Regions from separate parts of the Homo sapiens genome. Here region 2 is linked to region 1. Evidence: chromatin contacts called from ENCODE Hi-C or POLR2A ChIA-PET data. All regions are on one chromosome and are shown on one strand. The core of a region is the stretch at or near the end of the contact, and the rest is flanking DNA. Distances in the headings are between cores, read along the strand shown. Region 1 has its middle 36 kb from the start of TNFSF8. Region 2 overlaps DELEC1 (deleted in esophageal cancer 1).

The links. Hi-C counts contacts between places; a loop is a spot of excess contacts on that map. ChIA-PET counts read pairs that join two places held with the same protein, here RNA polymerase II (POLR2A). Pooled maps may share reads with other maps.
Region 2: a loop to region 1 is called in a pooled map, with 10 times the contacts of the local background. The contact joins two enhancer-like sites. A Hi-C loop is called at or near these places in 2 of 37 single-sample maps with no recorded cell type and 10 of 50 pooled maps. POLR2A ChIA-PET finds 5 or more read pairs at or near these places in 1 of 52 experiments (A673).

What each region holds. Positions count from the first base shown.
Region 1 is chr9:114,893,624-114,896,323 of GRCh38, forward strand. It overlaps a transcript of TNFSF8 not described here. Among named protein-coding and RNA genes, the nearest start is that of TNFSF8, 36 kb to the right of the region's middle. RefSeq lists an enhancer at 215-1,414. Within about 2 kb of position 1,353, at least 11 of the 41 ENCODE cell types and tissues checked have a DNase peak (open chromatin) inside an H3K27ac peak, as active enhancers do.
Region 2 is chr9:115,203,963-115,206,662 of GRCh38, forward strand. All of the region lies in intron 1 of DELEC1 (deleted in esophageal cancer 1), which reads left to right. Among named protein-coding and RNA genes, the nearest start is that of DELEC1, 63 kb to the left of the region's middle. Within about 2 kb of position 1,374, at least 2 of the 41 ENCODE cell types and tissues checked have a DNase peak (open chromatin) inside an H3K27ac peak, as active enhancers do.

The DNA.
Region 1 (2,700 bases), core at 103-2,602:
AAACTTTCCTAGAACAACAAAGTGATTGTAGATAAGAATGAGTCACCTAAACATTGGAAAAGGTACCAATAATGGGCTGTTGCATGATTGTCAGGTTGGGGTCATAGGGTAAGATGACAGCCTGAGAGGTGGGAGTGGGGTTTTCCCCTGAAGGGAATTGATGTTCACACAGTCATACATTTTGGGAAGTGATTAATTCTGGGAAGGAAATGAGTTGGCACTTTGAGTAGGGGGTGGTCAGACTTTTTTCTCTCTCTGGGGCCAGGAAGTATTGGGCCACGATTCCAAATCATGGACAGGTCTAGATGATTCTGTTTGTGGGGGGTGAACCGTTTCCTGGCTATGTCGGTTTAGGCCCAGAGTGACTGGTACCATCAAGTTCATGACTTTCCACTTAGCAGTGACAGTGACCCAGGGTAGAAGCAGTTCTTGTCTGCAGCAACCAGCATCAAGGTTCAGGGTTGTAGAGTTTCAAGGCAGCAGTGTCCCTTCCCAGAGTCCAGGGTAGAGTGTGAATGGTGGAGGATCATGCCACAGTAATCTGGAAGAAAGAATAACTTTACTTTGTAGATATCGGCAGGAGAGATGTGATACATTTTGACGTTGTTGTTACTCAGAAGCCCACAGTTTAGCAGGGAGGCAAATGTACAATCATGCTGTCATAGTGAGTGTAGTAAATTTTTAGACAGAAGTGAGAATATCAAGGTCCAGGTTGCATGTCTAATTTAGCGGAATGGTTCTTGAGCAATAATGTCTGAGTTGAAATTTTATGAATGAGGTCAAATTAACAAGATGTGAATGAAGGGCAAGGACCTTGTGGACAAAGGAATCAGCAGGCACCAGGTCAAGTAGCCTCAGGGTAGTGCAGTGTAGTGTGGTTAGAAATATAGCTCTGGAGCCAAACTGCAGTGGTTACATCTTAGCTCTTCAGCTCATGAGCTGCTGAAACTTAGACATACTTAAGCATTTCTTCGAGCCTCTGTTTCCTCATCTGCAACATGGGAATGGTCATCTCTATCTCATAAGGGTGAGATGCAGTAGACTACAGTATTTGAAGGCTTCCATGTGGTGCCTGAAACCTGGCAAGCAAGCGTTCAGTAAGTGATAGTAATTATATCTATTTACGTAACATAAAGCGGTTTAAGTAAACACATCAAAGTAATGAATGAGGAGGATGAAAAGACCAGATGCAATTGAGGACTGTGTGAGTGTATGAATGTAATGTTGGTGGTAGAAATGAAGCCTCCTTCAGTGTTTTCTTGCTGTTTACTCATCCCATTGTATTGATCCTGTGATGGATTGTGACCTTTCTTCCCTTGAGTACTGTGCCATGCGCTGACTGCATCAGGCCAGCTGGTAAAATGAGACTCATTGTGAGAACGGAAGGCATAGTCAGAATGTCAAGGAGGTTAGGTCATCTGCGTCCCTAGCAATGGAAAGGAAATGATGAAATACTTCAGCTGGTTTTTGTTTGGAGCCTCCTGGTTGTGAAGGAGGATCAGCCTTCAAATCAGCTTGTTCCTGACTAGTTTAGCTGATATCCCTGCCTGGTAATTCCCTCTTCCTGTTGCAAGTGAAATCTAAACATTTCCTGAGTGCTGACTTTGTGTAGGACACTGATTTGGGTGCTGGGATTTGGAGATGGATTCTTCTTGTCTTCTAAGTGCTCATTTCTAAGTGAGAAAAGTGTTCATTTGCAGTGCAATCAGTGCTGCTTCTAGAGAGGCACAGGGAGAGGACCTTGATACTGCATCTCGCAAACAGTCAGTTGGTTATCTAGTCCAGTTTTCCCTGCAGGATGAAACCATCCTTTGAGAGTTGGCCTGACAGAGACCTTTGTTGATCCAATGGCTGGCTTTTCTGAATGCAGATGGGAATAGGCTTCAGTGGATTTGAGGAACTTTCACTTTTCTCAAACTTGCATTGATTCATTTTTTCCTACTCCTCTCCCCAAGGTCTAACTCCTTCACAGACACTGAATATGATAAAATACCCCAAGAGTTGTACACTTTCCAAGCTTATTCTATGTGTTTGTTCTCCCAACAGCTTCCCATTGTACAGCTGAGAAAATTTAAGTTTACAAAGTCCATGTGACTTGCCAAGGTCATAGAGTTAGTAATTGCTTCAGCTCAGATTGAAACTGGCTTCCAGTTGCCAAGGCCACTATTCTTTCCCATCTGCCACCCTCAGACTTGTTTTTTTCTCTTTCCTTGGCTATAGGGAAAGTACAGCCCCCATAGAAGTTTCTAAACTGCATCCAAAGCTTTCAACATGTTGTCCAGATTATTCCTAGTGTTGCCCAATATTCCCAAGGGAGACAGTTGGATCAAAAGCAGTTGTTAAAAATTCAGTGGTGATCATTACAAATGAATACCATCACGTTGACTTGATGGTTTTGTAGTGTTTAGACCCTCACATTTGCATAAGCAGCAGACAAGGAAGACCAAGCCAATTCATGAAAGTCCACTTGGGGGAAACAGAGAAACATAACGGATTACCAGCAATCTTCTCCACTTACCAGAAAAAGTCAACCAACTAGTGTTCTTCAGATTGTAAGGTGCACCTGAATCTCTTGGATCATATTAAAATGCAGATTCTGTTCCAGTTTTTAGGTATGTATGAGATGCCTGCATTTTTAACAAGCTCTCTGGTGATACCAGGCACCAGGACATAACAGCAAAGATTTAAACCACTGACTCT
Region 2 (2,700 bases), core at 124-2,623, 310 kb after region 1:
TCTTCTATTTTAAAGAAGAAGAAGCTGATACTCAGAAATGGAAAGAGGGTTGCCTAAGGACACAGCTTTTAGATGGCACAGCCTGAATTCACATCAAGACAAGTTCCAAAGACATAGTTTAAAGAATCAACGAAGTTATACTGAGGCATCTGATTGACAATATAAGATGGCTGCATGATTAATATTATTTATTCACTTAAAAGAATTTATTGAGCATTTATTATGTGTCTGGCAGTATATGTGGTTTCAAAGTTGAGCATGACATTATTCTATTAAGAAAACAGTGTAGTGGTGGAGTTGGAAATACAAACAAACCCCTCATTTATGTTGAAGCAATTGTTAAATGGATGATTGATCAGGTATAATTGGAATAGAGTAAAAGGAGTGCATCAGTTTGTCTAAAGGGTAAGAGATGGTTTGTCAGAAGAGGTGACACTTTTCTATCAAATAGGTGAGGATGGAATTCAAAGCAGAAGTTGACAGTCTGTTTAGAGAAGTGAAAACAGAACAAATTATGGAATTGTGGAATACTTAGGGAAATACAGGTCATTAGGTATTGTTAATTTGTTAAAATATAAGCAGGGAAGCTAAAAAGATGATATTAAATATACAGGTTACAAGGACCTTATAGGTTTTACTAAGGGAGTTAGAATTGTTCTCTGAGGGCAATTGGAAACCATGGATTGGTTTTAAACAAAAAACGCATGATGGACGTATTGTTTAGGATTGGATTTGATTGTTAGTAATGTGAAACTCTAAATTAATACTGGCCTAAAAACAGTAGGAGTTTGTTTTTCATCTAAAAGTCTGGCGTTACATAGTCGAGGATTAATATGATGGCTGTTTAGGAATTCAATATTTTTTCAACCATCCCCGTATGTGACCTTCAGACTCACATTCTAAACCTATAATCAGGGCAACAAGGTGGAAACAATGGTAAATAAGAAGAGAGTTACACAGAGGTACCAGTGTTCTTTTAAGGAAGGTCCTCAGAAGCTTGCACAAGACACTTCTGCTTTTATCTTATACATCAGAACTTAGTTACATGTCTACACTCAGCTGCATTAAAGGTTGGGAAATACAGTCTTTGCTCTGGATGGTCAAGAGCCCATATAAAAAATCAGGCTTTGTGGTTTTCTGCTAGAACTGAAGGATGGATATTGAGGCAAGTTATCAGTAAGTATTTTCATATTAAAGAGATCACTTTAATAACTCTGTGGAAGATGGACAAAGATATAGGGAAGACACTGAAGATATGAGACTGAGGCTGGTGATAACCATGAGGCTGGGGAATGCTTTCCCTTTCAAATGACCTAGGCTTTGCCCAATTAAGGAAATTACTGTCTTAGAGTTACTTCTTTTCTATTGAGTCAGAGGTAGATATATGTCTCCTTCAGCAAATGAGTCATACCCAAGGTTGGGTAAACTTGTTTAGATATGCAGAGTGAACCACGATATGAACCTGGTTTGGACTGTATCCTTCACAGACTTAAAACTCTGCTCATCATTCTTGTGTCCTCAAATAGCCAGATCAGATTTTTTATTCTGATTTTCTATAGAGCTAAGATAGGTAAGAGGAAGTTTCTATCCATTTCATTCTGGTTAGCTGAGTTAACATGTTTTGTCTGTTAAATATTCATGGAATTAGGATAAGAACATGAGTTTTAGAACCAAGAAAAATGGGAATGAAAAACTCAGCTCTGGTACTAATCCCAGGTTGTCTGGTTTGTGAGTTAGTCCTGATCATCACCACACCATATGGCATCCTCTGGCTCTTGGTTTACTTTTCCCTCTTCCTTAAGCTGTTCATTTTCAAGTAACATGGGGAAAGTCACACCAGTCTTACTGAGTATCCCTAAAAAATGGAGGCAGAAGAATGGACTTGATGATAGAAAAATTTATTCTTGGGCACTAAGCGTGCTCAGCTGGCTATGTCTACCTCCATACCTCCCCTTTAATATTTTTCTCCTGGCCCAACAAGTATGTCCAGGGCCCTATAAAGGAAATAATCCAGCATATGTCTAATGTTGGCTCACCCAGTCCTCATCAGCTTTGAGCCATCTCACTTTGCTTCTAATATTCCTAAAGCCCCTCTTCTTCAGAGTCCCTACTCCTCTATTTTACTCAGTTTCTCTTGATTCTATATCATGGCTTCATTCTTCTCTACAGTGTTTCTAGGAATACGAAAGAGTAGGGATGTTGTCTGAAAACTCCAAGGTTGAGATATAACATACTGTTTAATAACAGAGATGCTGAAATCAAACTGGTATGAATTTACATCTTTCCCTTACTACTATTAATTCTGGACCTTAAGTAAGTTGTGTACCTTTTTCAAGTTTCCTCATCTGTAAGAAGGAGGACAATAATAATTCCTATCTTGTATGTTATTGTCAGAATTTAATGAGTTAACAAATATATGTAATATATATGTTTTATATATATATACACATTTTGGTTTAGTGTTTGGCATATAGTTAAGTACAAAATAAATATTAGCTATTGATATTAATTTTGGGGTTGGAGGTCAAGAAATAAGGCTGGAAAGTTGGGAGGCTCCATTGTGAAGAGTGACTTAATGATTAAGAAGCTGGATTTTGGGCAAGAAAAAAGAGGGGCTTTGGACAGGAGAGTGCATTCATTTTCTATTGCTGCCGCACAACATGAAACTTAGTGGTCTGAAACAACACAGACTCACAGTTC